3 separate regions of the Homo sapiens genome follow, and regions 2 and 3 are each linked to region 1. A link is a loop called in an ENCODE intact Hi-C map of the cell type or tissue named here. Cell type or tissue: heart right ventricle. All regions are shown on one strand. Region 1 has its middle 200 kb from the start of LYSMD4. Region 2 overlaps ADAMTS17 (ADAM metallopeptidase with thrombospondin type 1 motif 17). Region 3 holds the start of LOC102723335 (a long non-coding RNA gene).

Region 1 (8,000 bases):
TTCCAAAAAATAGAACTGGGAGAAATACTCCCTAACACATTGTATAAGACCAACATCACCTTGATACCTAAGCCAGACTAAGACACCACAAGAAAAGAAAACTACAAGCCAATATCTCTGATAAACATTGATGTGAAAATCCACAATAAAATTTGAGGAGCAAATTGAGTTCAATAACACATCAAAAATATTGCACATCATGATCAAGTGTCATGCAAGGCTGTTTTAACTTATGCAAACCAATCAGTGTTATACATCACATTAACAGACTGAAAGACAAAAACCACATGATCATATCAACTGATGCACAAAAATCACTCAACAAAGTTCAACGTTATTTCATAATAAAAAAAACTCTTAACAGTTTAAGTATAGAAGGAAAGTTCTTCAAGATAATAAAAGCTAGTCATCAAAAAGACACAGCTAACATCATAAACAATGGGGAGAAACAAAGCTTTTTCCTCTCAAATCTGGTACAGGGCAAGGAAGCCCACTCTCACCACTTCTTTTCAGCATAGTACTGGAAGTTCTATCAAGAGCAATTAGACAAGAAAAAAATAATAAAAAGATACCCAAATCAAAAAGGAAGAAGTAAACTTATCTCTATTTGAAGATGGCATAATCCTATATGTAGAAAATGCCAAAGAGTCCACCAAAAAAAAAAAACCTGTTAGATCTAATAAATGAATTATGTAAAGTTACAAAATACAAAATCAATATACAAAAATCTGTAGCATTTCTATATGCAAATAATGGTCAAACTGAAAAAGAAATCAAGAAAACAATCCTAATTACAGAAGCATAAAAAAAATACTTAGGAATAAATTTAACCAAGGAAGTGAAAGACCTGTATACTGAAACTATAAAACACTGATGAAAGATATTGAAGAGGACACAAATAAGTGAATATATTCCATGCTTATGAATTGGAAGAATTGATGTTTTTAAAACGTCCGTACTGCCTAGAGCAATATATAGATTCAATGCAATCCATACCAAAACCCCAATGATATTCTTCATAGAAATAGCAAAAAGAATCCCAAAACTCACATGGAACCACAAAAGACTCCAAACAGCCAAATTAATTTTGAGGAAAAAAAAGGTGGAGGCATCACACTTCCCAATTCAAAATTGTATTACAAAGCTATAGTAATCAAACACTATGGTACTGGCATAAAACCAGACATACTGACCGGTGGAATAGAGTACAGGAATAAATCCAGTCATAATTAGTGAACTAATTTTCAACAAGGGCACCAAGAAAGACAATGAGGAAAGGATGGTCTCTTCAATAAATGGTCCTGGGAAAACTGATTTCCACATGCAGAAGAATAAAACTGGACTGTTACCCTACACTGGATTCTTATCCATTTTGAGTTGATTTTTGTGTAGGATAAAAGAAAAGACCTAAACCTAAGACCTGGAACTCTAAAACTCCTAGAAGGGTAAAGCTCTTTGACATTGGCCTCGGCAATGATTTCTTAGATATCACATCAAAAGCTCAGGCTACAAAAACAAAAATAAATAAATGGGACTACATCAAACTAAAAAGCTTCTGCCCAGCAAAGAAAATAATCAACAAAATGAAAAGGCAACCTACAGATTAGAAAAATCCATGTATCAGATAAGGGGTTAATATCCAAGATGTATAAAGAACTCATGCAACTCAATAGCAAGAAAACATATAACCCAATTTAAAAATGGGCAAAGGACTTGAACAGACATTTCTCCAAAGAGACATACAAATGGCCAACAGTACATGAAAAGGAGTTCAACAACACCAATCAGAGAAGTGTAAATGAAACCACTATGAGATGCCATCTCGCACCTGTTAGGATGGCTATTATTAAAAAATACAAGAGATAACGGGTGCTAGTGAGAGTGTGGAGAAAAGAGAACCCTTTGTACCCCTTGTATCAACTCTGTTGGTGGGAATGTAGATTGGTATAGCCATTATGAAAAACCGTATGGAAGTTTCAGAAAATTAAAAAATAGACCTACCATATGGCCCAGCAATCCCTCTTCTGGGTACATACCCAACAGAAATGAAATGACCACCTCATAAAAATACTGCACTCCCATGTTTAATGCAGAATTAGTCACAATAACCAAGATATGGAAACAATCTAGGTGTCCATCAATGGACAAATGAATAAGGAAGCTGTGGTATATATACAATGGAATATTTTATTCAGCCTTAAAAAAGAGGAACTCCTGCCATTTGTCCCTGCATGGATGGACCTGGAGGACATTACACTAAGTGAATTAAGTCAGACACAAAACATATTGCATAGTCTCACTTACATGTGGAATCTTTTTTAAAAGGTCAAATATATAGAGAATAAAACAGTGGTTACCAAGACCAGAGTTATGGGGCAGGGGAATGGGAAGATGTAGGTCAAAGGACACTGAGTATCCCTAATTGATTTGCAGATTCAATCTAATTCCTAACAAAATTCCAACCGCCTTTTTTTTTTGCGCAGAAATATAAAAGCTAATTCTAAAATTCAGGCTAGGCATGGTGGCTCATGCCTGTAATCCCAGCAGTTTGGGAGGCTGAGGTGGGAAGATCACTTGAAGTCAGTTCAAGACCAGCCTGGGCAACAAAGAGAGATCCCCCCCCTCAACCCATGTATATAAAAATAGAGATAATAAAATTAGCCAGTGCAGTGGCATGCACCTGTAATCACAGCTCCTCAGGAGGCTGGGGTGGGAGCCCAGGAGATTGACTCTACAGTAAGCAATGATTGCACCACTACACTCCAGCCTGGGCAACAACGGAAAGAAAAATCCTAAAATTCATATGGATATGTAAGTGGCCCAAAATAGCCAAAACAATCTTGAAAAAGAGAAACAAGGTGGGAGGACTTGTACTTCCCAGTGTCAGTGGGGTTATGTTACAGTAATCAACACAGTGTGGTTCAGGCATAAGGATACATATATAGATGAATGGCATAAAATTAAGAGTCCAGAAATAAACCTGCACATCTATGGTCAATTAATTTTTGACAAGAGTGGCAAGATCATTAAGTAGGAGAAAGAATACTGTTTTCAACATGTTGTGCTGGAACAGCTGGACATCCACACGCAAAAGAATGAATTAGAGCCTTACCTTATACCGTATACAAAAAATTAACTCAAAATGGAAAAAAGACTTAAATGTAAGAACCAAAGTAATAAAACTCCTTGAAAATACAGGTACCTTTTCATGACCTTGGATTAAATAATGGTTTATTGGCTATTATACCAGAAGCACAAGCAACCAAAGAAAAAATTAATCTATTGGACTTCATAAAACTTGAAAACTTTTCACTTCAAAAGATACTTTTCTCCCATTTTAACTTTCTTGATAGTATTTGCAAGACATATTTCTGATAAGGTTCTAACATCAAAAACATCTAAAGAACGCTCACAACAATAAAAAGACAACCACATTTAAAAAATGGGTAAAGGATTTAAATAGAATTTCTTCAATGAAGATTTTAAAATGACAAGTAGAGGAAATGCTAATCATTAGTCACCAGGGAAAAACAAATCAAAACTACAATAACATACCACTTCACACACACTAGGATGCTTATAATAATGACAGAACAAGGCCGGGCATGGTGGCTCGTGCCTGTAATCCTAGCACTTTGGGAGGCCGAGGCCGGTGGATCACATGAGATCAGGAGTTCAAGACCAGCCTGACCAACATGGTGAAACTCCATCTCTACAAAAAACAAAACAAAACAAAACAAAAAATTAGCCAGGTGGGGTGGTGTGCACCTGTAATCCCAGCTACTCGGGAGAATGAGGCAATTGCTTGAACCCAGGAGGCAGAGGTTGTAGTGAGCCGAGATTGCGCCATTGCACTCCAGCCTGTGTGACAGACTGAGACCTTGTCTCAAAATAATAATGAGAGAAAGAAAGAAAAACATTTTAAGGTTCATTCACATGATAAGAGTGAAAGAAACCAGTCACAAAGACCATATGTTTTATGCTTCCATTTATATGAAATATACAGAACAGGCAAATCTATAGAGACAGAAAGAAGATTAGTTGTTGCCTAGTAGTAGGGTATAGAATTGGGTGCTAATAAGGATGGAGTTTCCTTTTAGGGGTGACTAAAATGTTATAAAATTGACTGGTAATGGTGGTATAAATTTGAATATGCCAAAAACCACTGAATTGTACACTCTGAATGGGTCAATAGTATGGTATGTAAATTATATTTCAATAAAGCTGTTAAGAAATAAAATAAATTTAGTGGCACATGCCTACAGTCCTAGCTACTTAAGAGGCTGAGGCAAAAGGATTGCTTGAGCCCAGGAATTCCAGGCTGCAGTGATCCATGATCACATCCATGAATAGCTACTGCAACCCAGCCTTGGGAACATAGCAAGACCCTGTCTCAAATAAATAAATAAATAAAATTGGCATAATTTTTTAAGAAGAGCTGTGGTTCCTCAAAATAGCTACTTTGGAAAGCAGTGTACCTAGCATATTAGTAAGGATATAACAGGCTTTGCTGCAGGAACAAATAAACCCACATCTCAGTGACTCATATCACACCCAGTGCTGGCTGACTAGCTCTCCTGGGCAATTTCTCTGAGTGGTGACTTTGGGATCCAAGCTTCATCTTGTGACATTGCCATGTAAATATATACCCACTGAGGTCACTGTGGAAAGGCAAGAGAGAATGGATGATGGTTCAAGGGAGGTTATAGCTGGCTTGAAAGTTGTACACCTTACTTCCTCCTGCACCACAATGGCCAAACTATGGTCATATAGCTCCAATTTAATTACAAGTCATGCTGGAAAAGTCTTCCAATGTGCCCAGGGAGAGGAAAGTGAAATATGATTTGGTGAGCCCATGGCATTGTCTCTGTCCCAAATCACCCATGAAGGAAGGTCGAGGGGAGAGAGAAAGAAAAAGAAAAAAGAAACCAGCTACTGCTCAAACTTGTAGAGATCCTCTTTGGCAAATATTTTCATATGCAGTTGAAAAGAACAAATCTTCCTAACTCATAATTTTGTTTTTTGGGCTATTGACACCTTCAGGACTCACTCATTAGGTCCACTGCCTGCCAGTTACATTCCCTGCACTCCCCACACTCTTGGCGTATCTCAGTCACTCCTCATATTGCAGGTTATCTGTTTTATGTCTGTATCTAGGACCCATTGTACTCATTTCTTTACCCCAACTGGTAGCAAAAGCCCAGCACATACTAGATGGCCAAGACAAGTTTTGGGACCACGACATATGTAACCTAGTTGAGAAACACTAGGCAAACACCTCAAGAGCAAGCACAGGGTCTTATTCTGGCAACTTTGCAGTGTTCAGCACACCATAGGGATCATTTGACTGATTCTTCTCTGGCCCAACCAAAGCTAAGCAGCTGCCAAGCAGGTATGGTCATTCATCCATCCATCATTTGAGGATCAACTTTCTGCCAGGCACTGAGCTAGGTGCTGTAGATTTTAGCTTGGCCATCTCTAAATCGGAGAGCTAATGAAGATGCTGAGCCTTCACCACTCAAAGAGATCCTCTGGTGTCATTTGGGAAGAGGGAGGTTGCCCTGGAGCAGTCACCACGTCTCAGAGTCTGTTCTTAGAAGGCAAAGGGGAAGAGTTCTGCTCTAGACCTAGCCAACAGTTGGTGCTGTTGGTGTGGATGGGAGCAGAGGGAGGGGCTGGCCCTGTGATCACAGTTTTGCCCATGCTTTAGTGATGAATAGTGCGTATCCCTTCTCTGCAGCTGACATTCACTTCTTTAGGGCTTTAACTGCTCCTTTTCCTTCAGGGGCAGAGTCAACCAGTTGCTCAGTTCATGGTGTGCTAGCACAATTTCTCCATGTGAGGTCCTGCTCCTACTGTGCTTTACTTTATTCCTCTTTATCCCAATTCTCCACTCCCACCTTTGCACATTCATCCCTACTGTTGCATTTAATGTTTATCTTTCTTTTTCTCCGCACACTTGAGAAACCTGACAAGTTGATTGATAGGTATGTATTTTCAGGTTCCTACAAATGATGCAGTGTTAGAGATTTTGTCCTGCTTCTTACTTTTCTCACTCACGCTATTTTTAAGGCTGTAGCCACAGTGATGGGTGTCCACCCTGTTTGTGGCTGTGGGTCATCCATGTGACAATCTCATTTTACTCACCCATTCCCCAGTGATGGATGCCAGCCTCTAACTCCACTGTCCCCAAACAATACTGTGGTAAATCACTTCTCGGTCGCTTTGTGTGCAAGTCTTTGGGACATATGCCCAGGAACAAAATGTCTAGCACTTGAATGATACAGGTATCAATGTCACTAAGCAGAGCGAGATCCCCCTCTACAATGGCTGTACTCAGCTACCTGTCAGCCAACCACGTATGGAATATCTCAACCTTCACATCCCTGTGGCTGGCGCAGGCTCAGAGAGAGGCCAGTGTAGCTCAAGGTCTAGAGTTATCAAGGAAAAGCCATCGTTCTGAGGTCCATCTCCTGAAAGGCGGCCTCTCCTGAGTGTCATCCTGTCTCATCTTTTCCTCACCCCGGGTCCTCCCTGGTGGATATGGTTCTCCTCCTCATCCCCCAAACTTCTCATGCCCCAGCATGGGCCACCCCACCACAGACTTGGCATCTGGGGTGGGTGGACAGGAAGGGGGGTGGACTGGCCTACCCAAGGGGCAGAGCATTGGCCTTGGCAATTTGGTGCAGGAAGACAGGATCCAGGAGGGAGATGAGCTCTCACCCCGGATACGCGTTCAGAAGCAGCATTCAAGTTCCCCCTCCCAGTTTTTCATCCGATGCTCACCACGCCCCCTGGGTAACCGGGATGTGTAAAGTTGAAGAACCCCCACTCCCAAGTGAGGTGATTTGCCTCAAGGAGAGGCTGAGTTGAGGCCAGAACCTCCTTGGCTTTTTGGACATTCAGGACCCAGTGGTACAGGGGTGGGGGTGGGCCGCTTGCTCCCCAGAGAAGAGAGGGAGGAATAGAGAAAGGGGAAGAGGAGCCAGGCCAGCAACTGCAGATAAACAAGGATATTCCCAGGGCTCAGCCCCAGGGCACTTGAAAGCCAGCAGCTCAGGCAGAGGCTGTGATGGGTCCCCCAGCAGAGCTTCAGTGAAACACCACGGTGTCACCAGTCATTTGTCTCCCTGGCACAGGGCCCACTCATCTACTCTTGGCTTGGAATGAACTGGTTCCCCAGAGGAGAGGCTATCTGGCTAATTGTGCACAAACACATAGAACTTGCTGCAGTCAAGACCTGCGTGCCGACCCCACCACGCCGGCCAGTCCAGGGTCATGTGGCCGCCTCTTCACCTCCAGCAAATGAAGCTGGTACAGCTGTTGGCAGAGCCAGAAGGGGTACTTTCTAGGCACATACCTGCCCCTAGGATGGGAGGCCTTTGTATACATTTTTATTGTAGATGGGGTCTGAGACAATTTTTCTGTCCCTACTCTGGTGTCCACGGACTGTCACACCACCACTTCTGCTTTCAGGCAGAAAACCACCTCCCAGCAGGCTCCCACTGAGGACTCTCGCCTGACCTGGAAACCCCTGCTCCTCTCTCTGCTGCCATCTGCCTCAGGGAGAGTTGGGCTGGAGGAGGGAGTGGAGCAGTGGGGACAGGAAGTCCCTCGCTAGACTCAGCAAAACAGGGACCCTTGGCTTGGGTGGGCAGCTTTCTGCAGCCCCCTTTGTTTCCACCTGGAAACGTTGATTTCCCCAGTTGGACACTCAGAATCTCAAATGACATCAAGGCCACAAACAAATCTCTCCTCCTCTGCAGGGCATTCTTTTCACATGCCCTCAGAGCATGACTGAGCTTGGAGGAATTCTGAGCCATGGTTGGTTTGCTGCAAATGGGCATCGTCAGGTGTTCCTGTAGCCAGGGAAACAGGAAATGAGGACAGAGGAGAGGGGATGCCAGTAGAGCTTTGAGTCCTCGGGTTCCAAGAGGGGAGAAGATGGATGTGGCATGCGTGTCTAGGGCCCAGGCTGAAGGCCCTGAACGGCAGAGGAG
Region 2 (8,000 bases), 190 kb before region 1:
CTCTTGTTATTAGCACTCACAGAAGAACGAGGATGGTACCAGTTGCCCTTCCCTGTCTAAGGCTTTGTTAAGTGCAGAGAGAAATTGGCAGGGATTGTGGTTGTCATGGGTGCTCCACGTTTGTGATTGGAGTTTGTGGGTCCTAGTGGAAGACTGGTCTTCTTGGCACGTTACGTGTCTTATCTCATAACAGGTGACACCCAGTAAACATCATAGCAGGAGGATATCAGAACCTCTGAATGTCTGAAGGAGCCAGTGTCCTGAGACTGTCAACATTTAAGTTGTCTCTAGGCGAGGGCAACATTTGCAAGAATAAGACGTTATCAACGCTATGCAAATGCCATAGGTGCCTCTTTGAAGGGAACTGGTGTTGTCTGCCTTCTCGGGATGACATTAGCTAGGGCTTCCCTGGCATTGGTAGCCCAAAGACAAGGCTTTCCAGAGCTTTTTGCCTTCATGTCTTGGCAGGAACCCTGTCACCATCTGAACTGCTTCCTGCCCTGCCCACCCATGGTTGCTCTGGGATACCACAGGGGCATTTTGCTCTGGGGGGATCCTAAACACCACCCAGTTCAGACAGCGGCATTAGTGTACTCTCGTACTCTCGCTGGCCTGGCCTGCCATGGGGTTTCTTATATTGGGATTCTCACCCCATTCCCCCAGGTCCCATGGCCCCAGGAGAGAGGCTGTTCTGTAAATCACAAAGTTGTGAAAATCTTTCACTCTTCTTCTTCATCAGGTCCTCCCTCTCCCTCGCCATGATAGTCGTGGCTGTTCTCTCCCTTGCTTTTTCCTGTATTTTATCATTGAGGAATGGGAGAATTTGCAGGGCCTCGGTACACAGACAGCTGAGGGTTTGTGGGTCTCAGCACGTCGGATTGTTAGTCATTGATGCATCTTCACGTCCAATCTCTGTTGTCCAGCAGCATCGTCCTGTGGGGCAGGGCGATGGCAGAAGGAACAGAAAGAGCCTGCAGCATTCCCACTCCTCCCAGCCGCAGGCCCCTTCCTGATGAAGCCTTTCCAACATGAAGCCTTCAGTAAACCTTGCCAGGGCCTGAACTCTGCTAGCTGTGGGCCTGCAGTGAGAAGCAAACACAGATAAAATCCCTGCCTACCCACAAGGGATGCAGTCCCACCAGCTCCCCTTTGTTCTCTCACAGACACTTCAAACAGGACCCTTTCTAAACTGGGACCTCTACTCCTAGCCCACATCTCCCCTCTCAGTAAATAGCACCACCATCCTTGCATTGCTTGAGTCCAAAGCCACTGAGTCCATGCAGTTTCCTCTTATATCCTTTCTGCCTCCTCCATGTCTGGTCATGAGGAGGGTGGTGAATGCAGCAGACCTGCACCACGCACTGGGTTCCCTTAGGCATTTATGTAGGAAATTATTGAATGCAGCCCCATGGGAGAGGTATTATTTTTATCTTCATTGTACAGAAAAAAAAAAAAACTTTATCAGGGGGCCGAGCCCAGTGGCTGATGCCTGTAATTCCAGCACTTTGGGATTCTGAGGCAGGTGGATCACCTGAGGTCAGGAGTTCAAGACCAGCCTGGCCAACATGGTGAAACCCTGTCTCTACTAAAAGTACGAAAATTAGCCAGGTGCGGTGGCACATGCCTGTAATCCCAGCTACTTGGGAGGCTGAGGCGGGAGAATCGCTTGTACCCGGGAGGTGCAGTTTGCAGTGAGCTGCGATCACACCACTGCACTCCAGCCTGAGTGACAGAGTGGGACTCCATCTCAAAACAAAACAAACAAACAAACAAAAAATAGAATCACATTGAAGTTTGGTAACTTGCCCAACGTCACACACGAGGCAGCGGCAGGCCACGTTTGGAGCCCAGTTCTAGAAACCAGAAGTCCAAAATCAAGGTGTCAGCACAGTGCTTCCTTCTTGAAACTCCAAAGGTGAATCCGTTTCGTGGCTCCCGGCAACCCTTGGCCTCCCCTGGCTTGGAGGTGCATCACCTCCATCTCTGCCTCTGACTTCACGTGGTCTCTTCTCTGTGTGTCCTCTCACCTTTTCTTCCCTTGGAAGAACGCTTGTCATTGGATTTAGGGCCCACCCAAATCCAGGATGGTCTCATCTCCAGATCCTTAGCTTAATTACATCTGCCAAGGCCCTTTTGCCAAATAAGGTCTCATTTGCAGGTTCCGAGTGGACTATCTTTTGAGGCCGAGGGGACCCACCGTTCAGCCCCCTGCAGCCTCGAAGCCTCCTTTGTGCTCTCGGCCACAGCATTCTAACCCCAGGACCCTCCCCAGTGCTGTCTTCCCTTTCCTTAACTTACCCTTTTCCTTTCTTTGGGTGTTAGTGTAAATGTCTTCTCAAGAGATCTCTGCCCCTGACAGCCTGCTTCAAATGGGGTGCTGCTTAAGTCTCCCTCGGCACCTCTTCCTTACGTTACACGTGTTACAACAGCTGATATTGTTGTTATGTATTTGCTCACTTGTTTTGACTGTGTCCTCCCCACTGGCCTTTGAGCTGAGAGCTCTGTGCAGGCCCGGGACAGGCCACACCTGTTTGGACACCATGCTGCCTTCCGTGCCCACAGCAGAGCGGCCACTCCATAAAATGTGCTGACTGCCTTCCTGCCTGGATGTGCACTTGCCCCAGAAAACCAATCTCTCTGCAATACCAGTGCCTCCAAAACACATCCCTAATATCATTTTTTCACTGAAACACAAAGCTGATCATAAACGATTAGGCCAAAAGTGGCAGACCACCAGGTAGACCTCATGCCCTTGTATCATCTCCCCTCACTGAGGCCCAGATGCTATAAACGGCCACATGAGGCCTATCTGTCACCTGTTGTGCCTGCCCTTCTCCAGCAAGGTGGCATCTCAGTCTGGAGTGCTCGGCATCACCTTGAGAACAAGCTTCAACACAGAACCCAGCCTTGTTTTTCCCCAGTAAGAGAAGTGATACCTTTTTGCTCCTATAATATTTACACCTTGGTAGTCTCTTCGATCTTTCGCAGTGGCACCGTAGCTCTGTTTTCTGTTGTGAATGAAAACAACATGCTCCTTTTTCCCATGTAGTTTTCTATGGAGTTTCTTGCCTCCATGGATCCAGCCCAGGTGAATGGGAAGAGGCGGGACAGGCCTTGGGTGGGTGGATTACCAGCCATCTCCGGGGCTTCCCAAAGAGACGCAGGATGTGGCGTGTTTTATGAAGTCCAGGCTGCAGCCTCCAGCCTGCTTCTGCAGGATGCCCTGATGGTAGTGATGGTTACAAAGCGCAGCTGACCAGGGCCTCAGAGCCAAGCTCTGACGAAAACAACGTCCTCTCCCCGTCTCACTCCTTAAATCACCAGGCCTGCTGCCTAGAGATTTCACAAGGTTGTCCCAAATTCACTGCTATGTAGGTCTCAGGCTTGGAACGCTCCCACGACCCCCTTCTCACCCCCTTCACTTTATATTCCTGGCTCTGCTCCCTGTCTTCTGCAGCTGGTTTATTCACTGTCCAAAAATACTGGCAAGAGAGTCCCCCCACACACAATTATTTTTTTTAGTCTTGGTCTTCACAGCTCTTGGAATTTTTATTTTTTGCTAGCTGACGTGGAGGCCTTAGGGACCATCGGTGTTTCCAAAGCGACTCCCTAGGCCCGTCCTTTCCTGCTATAATTTATGTTGCTGTTGGTGGGAGTTACGTCAGAAGACTGCAGGGTAGAAAATGCATCTCTAATTTACCTTCTGTTACCCCTCGACAGTTTGTGTGTGGGGAAGAGCTGGGGAGGGAGGGGAGAGGAAGGCTCAGATGCACTTGTATGAAAAGCCAGCTGCATCCCAGCAGGTGCAGCAGGGGCAGGAGAGTGGAGTGCAGAGCTGGGACACAGCAGGGTCATCATGAGGTGCCGCCCACATGCACCAGAAAGGGAGAGGAAGGCGGCTAGCCTGCTAAGACGGCGGGAGGACGGCTGGTGTAAGGTTATGTGCCTGTAACTGGTTTTTGCTTCCACAGTGAAACCCCATCTATGTGCTTTCCATGTGCCAGCGATCTGGCATTCATATGGATAATTTTTAAAAATTTAAGTATTCTACACTGAAGCATAAGTTACATGTGTTACTTGGACACCTTTCAGAGGAGGCCTTAAACCTGGGATGTCTGCTGCCCTGAGGGTGCGTTAGCAGCTCGCAGCACTTCTGAAACCCTATGGCTTTGCCCTGCTCTCTTCTCAGAGCTCACAGAGCCAGGGGCCGCCAGGGCAGGGACCAGAACTGCCAGGTTTGTACTGAGCGTCCTGTGTCTCTGGATGGTGAAGCTGGTCCGAACTGCTGTTGTGACTTTATCTTCTGGTCTGTCTTCATTTAATACAGCAAACCTGAAAATAAAAAGTGGCATCTTTCTCTTCCAGCCTCTCTTGATTCTACCTGTCCATCCACTCTCAAAGAAAGGGGCAGATGTTCTGCCATATGATCCTGTTGGTCTCAGCAAACCTTTGCTGCTTCTCTGCTCTGGGCTTGTGTCTATCAAGGCCCTGAGGACTCCACTTCAGCAGGAGACGGTCCTTGTTCTGCAGGCGCTTGGGAAATTTTGGGGTAGAGCTCACCTTTCTCTCCACGCTTTCGGTTTCTCACCAAAGCCTCTCTACCTTACTCTTTTGCTTATTTTTAAACAAACTTATGAAGGTAGAATATACAAAGAAGCACAGCTCCGTGCACAGTATTGCTCATCACGGTCGAGCATGTGTGTTGGGGCGCACGTGCAGGTATATGTCAGTACAGTAGGAGGGCAGTTGCTGGCCCCTGGGGCGCGCATGTGTGACCACATAACAGCTGCCAGCTTTGCAGAATGGCCGTGCCATCTCCATTGCCGTGGCTGGGGTGGCTTTCTACTTGCCCCATGTCCTCACTGACACCGGTGTTGTCAGTAATTCTCTCTGGTTTTGGCCGTTCGGATGCGTGTGTAGCAGTATCTGGCTGGGGAATTGGTACTTTCCTCATCAACAGTGAGGCCGAACTTCTGTTTCCTTATTTGCCATTTGGATATCCTTTTCTTGTGAAGTAGCCATGCAAGCCGTTTGGTTTTGTATCTAAGCTTCTATTTTATTCACGTTTAGGAGTCCTAGAACAGGCCTGGCAGAGTGGCTCATGCCTATAATCCCAGCGCTTTGGGAGGCCAAGGCGGATGGATCACCTGAGGCCAGGAGTTCATGACTAGCCTGGCCAGCATGATGAGACCCCATCTCTACTAAAAATACAAAAAAATTAGCCGGGCATGGTGGCGCACACCTGTAATCTTAGCTACTCAGGAGGCTGACCCACAAGAATCACCTGAACCCAGGAGGCAGAGGTTATAGTGAGCCGAGATCTTACCACTGCACTCCAGCCTGGATGACAGAGCAAGACTCTGTCCAAAAAAAAAAAAGTCCTAGAACAGAAAAACTAGAAACGATTGATAGTAAAAATTCAAATTAAAAAACCCATCACACCCCGATGACTGGTCAGTGAGTCAGGCTGTCCTTCAGGCCTCGTGGTGGCTGATGGGCAGCCCCTCCCAGAGGCAGAGGCAGGGGCAGGGCGCCTGTTCCTGCTGGGTCCAGGAGCTCTTGCACGCTACATTTCTTCTCTCCACCTCTTGCTCGTCAGCCAAGCGGTTATGTCACCTGTTGGAGCGTTGATTTCCTCACCCAAAGGGTGCAGTCAGGAGCACCTTCTGATTCTGCATGTGGATTTAATGAAGTAATGGTTAGAAGGGCCAGCAAAATGGGAGCCCTCTGGGCGTGTCGGCTGTTTTATGATCACTGTTTATGTGAAAGTGCCTCTTGCCTTGAAGTTTCTTCCCGGTCCTCAGGGATCAGTCCTCATTTCAGGATGAGATTGCAACTTGTTGGCTTTCCCCTGGAGGCCTCATGGGACCTCGGAGCCTTGGAGCCCAGTAGGGCTGCGCCTTCCTGCCCTCACAGGAGAGGGTGAGGGAAAGACTGGACCCACCTTCAGCTCCTGGGAAGGGATAACTCTATCACGAATCTCTTATATTAACTGTTCTTTATTTTAGCCCTGTCAAGCTGTCTTTCTGTCGTTTTAGTCTCCCTAGATGTGTTTTGTTTTTCTCCTTACTGCGTAGCTCAGAGCAACTTCCAGAGTGAGTAAGAGCCCTGCCCTCTACTACTGAGACTGTGTGAGGGTGGTCTCTCCGGTTGCTTTTGGGGATCTGGTCCCTGCTGCACTCGCTGGCCCCGCACACTGTCTCCTGAAGCCCCGTGTCCACACAGTTCAGGCTTCATCCACCCAGCCCAGTGTGGGGTCCTTGGGAAAGTTGGGGCCTCCTTTGAGTCCTCCCCCAGAACTTCTGTCAGGTAGCCATCTGTGGAAACTGCCAGCCACACCCTCCCCCACAAGGATTCTCCTTCTGTCTTCTCTATGCCGCAGATGGAGGATGCCTCTTTCTGTTGTCTCAGGACCAAGGTACAGTTGACTCTTGAACAACATGGGTTTGAACTGTGCAGGTCCACTTATACATGGGTTTTTTTCTGTCTCTGCTGCTCCTGAGACAGCAAGACCAACTCCTCCTCTTTCTCAGCCAACTCAATGTGAAGATGATGAGGAGGAAGGCCTTTATGATGATCCACTTCCACTTAATGAGTAGGAAATATATTTTCTCTTCCTTATGATTTTCTTAATAACCTTTTCTCTAGCTGACTTTACTATAAGAATATAGTATAAAACACATATAACCTACAAAACATGTTAATTATGTGATCAGCAAGACTTCCATTTGATAATAGGCTATTAATAGTTAATTTTGGGGGTGTTAAAAGTTATATGTGGATTTTCTACTACATGTGAGGGGTCAGCATTTCTAACCCCCACATTGTTCAGAGGTCAGCTGCACATGCAGGAGGCCCGCATTGATGTTACTGTAGAGGCCCTGTGTTATAGAGACAGTCATAAAAAATGAAGGACCACATGTGGGGTCCTGCCGCATAGCAATTGGGGATTATTTAGGTAGCAAATTGTGTACCTAGTGGATTACTTCTCTCCTTTCTCATGTCGTTCAAAATAATGACTTAAAACTGAAGAAAATCAGTTCCTGTGGTCATATTTTTAAATCAGGGAAAGTTCAAGGAAATATTAGCTATAACAGGTGGTTGGAGTAATGGGAACTTACTAAGAGGTAAAGAGAACTCTAAAGAATACAGGAAGAGCAGAAGCAGGTAGCATCCTGTGTCTTTAGGTCTGAGGCAGAGCACCCAAGGAAGGAACAAATCTTGATGACAGTGACTCACACACAGCTACTGTGAAGGACAGACAGTAGCTGCTACCACAGTTTTGTCCAGGGATGAAATTCCTTGGACCTTGTTAGAGAGGGTGCAACTGGGGCCCACTGAATGAGGGAGAGGCTTGTAGAGGTTCTGTACTGGTGGAACTCTCTGGGAAGCCACACTTAAGATGTCAGGGAAAGGTTCCAAGGGAAGAAACTGCATCTCCAACCAGGATAGGAATCTATCCAAAAAGTTGGTGTGCTTGGAAGCTACCCACTGGAGTACAGGAGAATGCTGTCCACAGGGAGGTGGAATGCATCACAGGCCACTGAAGAAGCATGCTGAGAGAAGCCACATACCAGGACCAGGGAGAAAAGCCTGTTCCTCCTGCATTCAGGTTACATCTAGTATCCTTTCATTTGAACTTGAAGGACTCCCTTTAGCATTTATTGTAATGCAGGTCTAGTGGTAACAAACTTTCTCCATTTTTTGTTTATCTGGGAATGTGTTAATTTTCACCTTGATTTTTGAGGGACAGTTACATGGATATAGAGTTCTTGCTTGACGGTTCTGTTCTTAGGCACTTTAAGTATATAAGCACACTTCTTTTTGGCCTTCAAGGTTTCTGGTGAGAAACTGGCTAATAATCTTGTTGAAGATCCCTTGTATGGGATATGTCACTTCTCTCTTGGTGCTTTCAAGATTCTCTCTTTGTCTTTTGGCAGTTTAATTACAATGTGTCTTAGTATGGGTCCTTGTATCCTACTTGGAATTTCTCGAGCTTC
Region 3 (8,000 bases), 620 kb before region 1:
TCAGCACAGCGTGGCATCCAGCAGAGAGTTAGAAATGCTCTGTTGGAAATTAGAAGGACAGAGCCAAATATGAGTCATTTGTGTACAAGTATTATGAAAATCGTAGAAGAAAGTGTGATTGCGCTGAGAGTGGAGAGAGAAAAGGTGAGGGTGGGTCGGGGGAGTACTGGATAGAATAAGGAAAGTGAGGGAAATTTGAGGCAGGAGAACAGAAAATTCTATGAGGAAACTAAGAAAGGTTTTATAGAGCTTTGAGAAGGAAAATTTATGTGGGGTTTAGTATCTCTGAGAGCAACAGTGGGATGAGATCCGAGAAACCACCAGATGGTTTGACCCTTAGGAAGTAGCTGATGATGTTTAAGAGAGAAATTTTAGGTGGACTCAAGTGTGCACAGGAGGGGAAGAGGTAGAAACCAAGGATGGTGGTTTTCAATTTATTTGTATTCTCTGCACACAAATAATACTGGCATTTTGGGTTGCACCTTTGAAATGACAGGCTGAAAACAATACCATTCAAGTCAGAAATAGTTTTAACACAATCACCAAAGGCAATGTTCCAGAAATCCAAAATATCTCCCTGGGCACCAGCTGGACTTGCTGCTGTACCTCCTACCTCTTCCTTAACACAACCCACTAGGGCTGCACTTGGCAGACATGGACTGCCCAGATGTTTGGACACTTGACCTAAATATTAAACTTTAATTGGTCTTGATTGTCACTTATGACAGTATAAAAATTGTCTTGCTTTATCAAAATGCACATTCAAAAATTATGGTTGACAAAATGCCTTTTCTAACAGTAGGATCATAGATCAGACTAGCAAACCATTTCTGAGTTTTTCTGGTTATTTTAAAGAGGGTAGAACTGAACTCACATCAAAGCCTTTACAGTAAACACCATGTATCCCCTCTTAATTGCAAAGCTGGCCTATATATTTTTTTAAGATAAAGGAAAAGCAAACAGTGATCCCTTTCTAAGTTTGCAGTTCACAATGAACCTTACCAAGTAGTTGGAATGAACTGTAGTCCAGTTACTTACTGCATTGGGTACAATACATGCTTGTGTACACCCTGGATTGCTTGTGTTTTTCCTTTTCAGGATTTTTGCTTTGTTTTCAAAGTACACTTCTCTGATATTTATTTTAAATTTACTTCACATACTGTTTTTTTGCAATGGAATCTCACTATGTTGCCCAGACTAGTCTCAAACTCCTGGGCTCAAAGGATCCTCCTGCCTCAGCCTCCCAAGTAGCTGAGATTACAGGCACACACCACTGTCCCAGCAGTTCTCTGATATTTAGAAGCATTGAGATATGGAATGTGATCTGCCTGTGATTTTCTTTCCAGTGAGAATGGCTCAGGTGTTTGCTGTTTGGTAGAGCCTACCCAATCATTGAAGGCAGTAGAGTTGAAGCATGGTTTTACCTGAAAAATGTGCAATGGCACTATCCTGGCTCACCACAACCTCCACCTCCTGGGTTCAAGCAATTCTCCTGCCTCTGCCTACCAAGCAGCTGGTATTACAGGCATGCACCACCACACCCAGCTAATTTTGTATTTTTAGTAGAGACAGGGTTTCTTAGTGTTGGTCAGGCTGGTCTCTAACTCCTGACCTCAGGTGATCTGCCCACCTAGGCCTCCCAAAGTGCTGGGATTACAGGCATGAGCCACTGTGCCTGGCCATCTGAAAAGCACTTTCTATGCTTATATTGGCAGCACATATACTAAAATTGGAATGATACAGAGAAGATTAGCATGGCCCCTGCTCAAGGATGACATGTAAATTTATGAAGCATTTCATATTTTGTAACTTTAAAAAAAAAAAAAGGCACTTTCTAGGGGTGGCAATCAGAATGTCTGTGTGTTTTTTAAGTGCCTCAAGCCTCCTGTCAGACTCATTTCTCCCTTTGAGGCCTGTGAAGTAAGCACCCCAGAAGCACACTTATAATTGCTGATGACATCTTTTTAAGCTATTCAATAAATTATGAGGAAGTGCAGGTTTCCCCACAGCTAAACTTCTTTTATTTGCTAAGGACCATATATTGTCCATCTCCAAATCAACAGATATTTGTTTTTCTGCAAAACACAAAAGACTACTTGTGTAAAACAGAATTGGATTTTTAACTGTCAGTTTTCCTGAAAATTATCTTTTAATTTTTTTTCTGATTGTGCTATTTTTCTCCACAATAAAGAGAAAGGGTTCCCCTGACTCACTGGACTATTGACAAGTACATCATTTTTGTATCGCATAGCATTTTTTTTTTTTTTGAGATGGCATCTCATTCTGTTGCCCAGACTGGAGTGCAGTGGTGCAATCTTGGCTCACTGCAATCTCCACCTCCTGGGTTCAAGTAATTCTCCTGCCTCAGCCTCCCAAGTAGCTAGGATTACAAGCGTGCACCACCATGTCCGGGTATTTTTTTTTTTTGTATTTTTAGTAGAAATGGGGTTTCACTGTGTTGGCCAGGCTGGTCTCAAACCCCTGACCTCAATTGATCCACCCCCCTTGGCCTCCCAAAGTGCTGGCATTACAGGCGTGAGCCACCACGCGTGGCTCACATAGCATTCTTTGCTTGAATATAGCATATGCCCTCTTGATTGTGTGTCATTTTTAATATGTACAATAAACAATTTGACGATTACATGGAAGGGAAAATGGGTGACGAAAATAAAATTAATTGGCAACAGCCTTTCCACCATACAAGTGAGTTTTATTACAAATTGGTAATAGAATCAGGGTAACATTTGGGGGTGATCACAAATAGCTGAGTCTTGGAAAGGGCTGTATGGACAGAAGGCATGTCAGCGCAGCTTCACCTGGGGATTTGGAAACAGGGCTCAACAGCTCTCTACACTTCCTGGATTGGTAAGAACAGAGAAGAAGCCACCAGGATTTCATCAGAGGCTTTTTTTTTAAACAGCATAGTAAGAAGTAAATAAATAGTACTGCTTATTTTGTTACTCAATAGTCTGCTGTGGAGGATGGCCAAGGCCTGCCTCTAGTGAAGATGTGTCATTCCAGTTGTTATAGGCCAATGGTGACATACCCAATGTGGGAGGCTGGATTCACAAACACAGCAGCATGCCATTTGGAATAGTGATATGTAGAACAGACGATGCTGGGATGCTTAGGCAGTCCAAATTGTCCACCTTCACTGTGCTACTTGAGTTGTGAATCAGCTGGTAAAAAACAAACAAAAACACCGTAGAGCACGCTGGCGGCTACCAAGCTGGAGGAGGCGGCGGGCGCGAGACTGGGAATGCGCAGGGCCCCCTCCCTGCCCCCACAGCCTGGGCCACGGGCCCCATCTTCCCCGCTGCTGCGCGGCACTCAGTGCCCACCCCCCGACGAGGCCGGCAGCTGCTCCCACCCGGGGGCGTTGTCAGCTGCGCCGGGCCGCGCGCTGGGAGGCGAGGGCACGCATGGGGAGCCTCCGTTGATGCCACCACCACGCCGCCCTCCGAGGCTGCGTCCCGGGAAGCCCGGCTACCCGAGCGCTCCGGCCTGGCCCGGTGCCCCGGACCTGAGTGTGTCCGCATGGAGGAGCCCCGACTGGCCCAGGCGGCCGTGGCGGAGAGCGACCCCCGAGAGGTGTGGGAGGAGACCCCCGGCTGGGCACCCGCATTCTGCCCCAGCCCCAAGGCCTGGTCGCCGGAGCCGCCTGCCCACCGCCTGCAGGACTTCGACACACTGGCCACCGTGGGCACTGGGACGTTCGGGCGGGTGCACCCGGTGAAGGAGAAGACCGCCAAGCATTTCTTCGCCCTCAAGTTGATGAGCATTCCTGATGTCATCCGCCTGGCAGGAGCAGCACGTGCACATTGAGAGGTGTGTCCGGAAGGAATCATCCGCCCGTCCCTCATCTGCGTCCGGAAGGAATCCCTTCCTCATCTGCGTCCGGAAGGAAGTCATCCGCCCGTCGCTCATCTGCGTCCGGAAGGAAGTCATCCGCCCGTCCCTCATCTGCGTCCGGAAGGAAGTCATCCGCCCGTCCCTCATCTGCGTCCGGAAGGAAGTCATCCGCCCGTCGCTCATCTGCGTCCGGAAGGAAGTCATCCGCCCGTCCCTCATCTGCGTCCGGAAGGAAGTCATCCGCCCGTCCCTCATCTGCGTCCCGAAGGAATCATCCGCCCGTCCCTCATCTGCGTCCGGAAGGAAGTCATCCGCCCGTCCCTCATCTGTGTCCGGAAGGAAGTCATCAGCCCGTCCCTCATCTGCGTCCGGAAGGAAGTCATCCGCCCGTCCCTCATCTGCGTCCGGAAGGAAGTCATCCGCCCGTCCCTCATCTGCGTCTGGAAGGAAGTCATCTGCTCGTTCCTCATCTGCGTCCGGAAGGAAGTCATCTGCTCGTTCCTCATCTGCGTCCGGAAGGAAGTCATCCGCCCATCCCTCATCTGCGTCTGGAAGGAAGTCATCCACCCGTCGCTCATCTGCGTCCGGAAGGAAGTCATCCGCCCGTCCCTCATCTGCGTCCGGAAGGAATCATCCGCCCGTCCCTCATCTGCGTCTGGAAGGAAGTCATCCGCCCGTCCCTCATCTGCGTCCTGAAGGAAGTCATCCGCCCTTTCCTCATCTGCGTCTGGAAGGAAGTCATCCGCCCGTTCCTCATCTGCGTCCTGAAGGAATCATCCACCCGTTCCTCATCGGCGTCCCGAAGGAAGTCATCCGCCCGTCCCTCATCTGCGTCCGGAAGGAATCATCCGCCCGTCCCTCATCTGCGTCTGGAAGGAAGTCATCCGCCCGTCCCTCATCTGCGTCTGGAAGGAAGTCATCCGCCCGTCCCTCATCTGCGTCCTGAAGGAATCATCCGCCCGTCCCTCATCTGCGTCTGGAAGGAAGTCATCCGCCCGTCCCTCATCTGCGTCTGGAAGGAAGTCATCCGCCCGTCCCTCATCTGCGTCTGGAAGGAAGTCATCCACCCGTCCCTCATCTGCGTCCTGAAGGAATCATCCACCCGTTCCTCATCGGCGTCCCGAAGGAAGTCATCCGCCCGTTCCTCATCTGCGTCCTGAAGGAATCATCCACCCGTTCCTCATCGGCGTCCCGAAGGAAGTCATCCACCCGTTCCTCATCTGCGTCTGGAAGGAAGTCATCCACCCGTCCCTCATCTGCGTCCTGAAGGAATCATCCGCCCGTCCCTCATCTGCGTCTGGAAGGAAGTCATCCGCCCGTCCCTCATCTGCGTCTGGAAGGAAGTCATCCGCCCGTCCCTCATCTGCGTCCTGAAGGAATCATCCGCCCGTCCCTCATCTGCGTCTGGAAGGAAGTCATCCGCCCGTCCCTCATCTGCGTCTGGAAGGAAGTCATCCGCCCGTCCCTCATCTGCGTCTGGAAGGAAGTCATCCACCCGTCCCTCATCTGCGTCCTGAAGGAATCATCCACCCGTTCCTCATCGGCGTCCCGAAGGAAGTCATCCGCCCGTTCCTCATCTGCGTCCTGAAGGAATCATCCACCCGTTCCTCATCGGCGTCCCGAAGGAAGTCATTCGCCCGTTCCTCATCTGCGTCCTGAAGGAATCATCCACCCGTTCCTCATCGGCGTCCCGAAGGAAGTCATCCGCCCGTTCCTCATCTGCGTCTGGAAGGAAGTCATCCACCCGTCCCTCATCTGCGTCCTGAAGGAATCATCCGCCCGTCCCTCATCTGCGTCTGGAAGGAAGTCATCCACCCGTCCCTCATCTGCGTCTGGAAGGAAGTCATCCGCCCGTCCCTCATCTGCGTCCGGAAGGAAGTCATCCACCCGTCCCTCATCTGCGTCCGGAAGGAGGTCATCCGCCCGTTCCTCATCTGCGTCTGGAAGGAATCATCCACCCGTCCCTCATCTGCGTCCGAAGGAAGTCATCCGCCCGTCCCTCATCTGCGTCCGGAAGGAGGTCATCCGCCCGTTCCTCATCTGCGTCCTGAAGGAGGTCATCCGCCCGTTCCTCATCTGCGTCTGGAAGGAAATCATCCGCCCGTTCCTCATCTGCGTCCGAAGGAAGTCATCCACCCGTCCCTCATCTGCGTCCGGAAGGAAGTCATCCGCCCGTCCCTCATCTGCGTCCTGAAGGAAGTCATCCGCCCGTTCCTCATCTGCGTCTGGAAGGAAGTCATCCGCCCGTCCCTCATCTGCGTCCTGAAGGAATCATCCACCCGTCCCTCATCTGCGTCCGGAAGGAATCATCCACCCCTCCCTCATCTGCGTCCGGAAGGAGGTCATCCGCCCGTTCCTCATCTGCGTCCAGAAGGAATCATCCACCCGTCCCTCATCTGCGTCCAGAAGGAAGTCATCCACCCGTCCCTCATCTGCGTCCGGAAGGAAGTCATCCACCCGTCCCTCATCTGCGTCCTGAAGGAAGTCATCCGCCCGTTCCTCATCTGCGTCTGGAAGGAAGTCATCCGCCCGTCCCTCATCTGCGTCCGGAAGGAATCATCCGCCCGTCCCTCATCTGCGTCTGGAACGAAGTCATCCGCCCGTCCCTCATCTGCGTCCTGAAGGAATCATCCACCCCTCCCTCATCTGCGTCTGGAAGGAAGTCATCCGCCCGTCCCTCATCTGCGTCCTGAAGGAATCATCCACCCGTTCCTCATCGGCGTCCCGAAGGAAGTCATCCGCCCGTCCCTCATCTGCGTCTGGAAGGAAGTCATCCGCCCGTCCCTCATCGGCATCCTGAAGGAATCATCCACCCGTTCCTCATCGGCGTCCCGAAGGAAGTCATCCGCCCGTCCCTCATCTGCGTCTGGAAGGAAGTCATCCGCCCGTCCCTCATCTGCGTCCGGAAGGAAGTCATCCGCCCGTCCCTCATCTGCGTCCTGAAGGAAGTCATCCGCCCGTCCCTCATCTGCGTCTGGAAGGAATCATCCACCCGTCCCTCATCTGCGTCTGGAAGGAAGTCATCCACCCGTCCCTCATCTGCGTCCTGAAGGAATCATCCACCCGTCCCTCATCTGCGTCTGGAAGGAAGTCATCCGCCCGTCCCTCATCTGCGTCTGGAAGGAAGTCATCCGCCCGTCCCTCATCTGCGTCCGGAAGGAGGTCATCCGCCCGTCCCTCATCTGCGTCCTGAAGGAATCATCCACCCGTTCCTCATCGGCGTCCCGAAGGAAGTCATCCGCCCGTCCCTCATCTGCGTCTGGAAGGAAGTCATCCGCCCGTCCCTCATCTGCGTCCTGAAGGAATCATCCGCCCGTCCCTCATCTGCGTCCGGAAGGAGGTCATCCGCCCGTTCCTCATCTGCGTCTGGAAGGAATCATCCACCCGTCCCTCATCTGCGTCCGGAAGGAAGTCATCTGCCCGTCCCTCATCTGCGTCTGGAAGGAATCATCCACCCGTCCCTCATCTGCGTCCTGAAGGAATCATCCACCCGTCCCTCATCTGCGTCCGGAAGGAGGTCATCCGCCCGTTCCTCATCTGCGTCCGGAAGGAATCATCCACCCGTCCCTCATCTGCGTCCTGAAGGAATCATCCACCCATCCCTCATCTGCGTCTGGAAGGAAGTCATCCGCCCGTCCCTCATCTGCGTCCTGAAGGAAGTCATCCGCCCGTTCCTCATCTGCGTCTGGAAGGAAGTCATCCGCCCGTCCCTCATCTGCGTCCTGAAGGAATCATCCACCCGTTCCTCATCTGCGTCCTGAAGGAAGTCATCCACCCGTCCCTCATCTGCGTCTGGAAGGAATCATCCACCCGTCCCTCATCTGCGTCCTGAAGGAATCATCCACCCGTCCCTCATCTGCGTCTGGAAGGAAGTCATCCGCCCGTCCCTCATCTGCGTCCTGAAGGAATCATCCACCCGTCCCTCATCTGCGTCCTGAAGGAATCATCCACCCGTTCCTCATCGGCGTCCCGAAGGAAGTCATCCGCCCGTCCCTCATCTGCGTCTGGAAGGAATCATCCGCCCGTTCCTCATCTGCGTCCGGAAGGAATCATCCGCCCGTCCCTCATCTGCGTCCCGAAGGAAGTCATCCGCCCGTCCCTCATCTGCGTCCCGAAGGAAGTCATCCGCCCGTCCCTCATCTGCGTCC

Evidence for each region. Peaks named below come from ENCODE experiments on the same cell type or tissue, not always from the same donor. Only the 100,000 strongest peaks of a DNase experiment are listed, where the experiment ranks them.
Region 2: it touches region 1 in a loop (2.7-fold over the local background); 31 of 110 quality-filtered maps call a loop at or near these places.
Region 3: a loop joins it to region 1, with 2.9 times the contacts of the local background. A loop is called at or near these places in 31 of 110 quality-filtered maps.

The regions. Positions count from the first base shown.
Region 1 is chr15:99,931,978-99,939,977 of GRCh38, reverse strand. No RefSeq gene overlaps it. Among named protein-coding and RNA genes, the nearest start is that of LYSMD4, 200 kb to the right of the region's middle. In heart right ventricle, no CTCF peak of the experiment used is centred here; no DNase peak of the experiment used is centred here; H3K27me3 peaks cover 639 bases.
Region 2 is chr15:100,121,349-100,129,348 of GRCh38, reverse strand. All of the region lies in intron 12 of ADAMTS17 (ADAM metallopeptidase with thrombospondin type 1 motif 17), which reads left to right. Among named protein-coding and RNA genes, the nearest start is that of ADAMTS17, 220 kb to the left of the region's middle. RefSeq lists an enhancer at 4,886-6,085. In heart right ventricle, no CTCF peak of the experiment used is centred here; a DNase peak (open chromatin) is centred at 3,331; H3K27ac peaks cover 1,832 bases.
Region 3 is chr15:100,554,492-100,562,491 of GRCh38, reverse strand. LOC102723335 (a long non-coding RNA gene) reads right to left here and starts at 3,826. Exons shown (of 3, transcript NR_135693.1): 1 at 3,670-3,826; 2 at 3,047-3,179; 3 at 2,693-2,857. It also overlaps the pseudogene PRKXP1 and the pseudogene RNU6-181P. In heart right ventricle, no CTCF peak of the experiment used is centred here; a DNase peak (open chromatin) is centred at 3,018.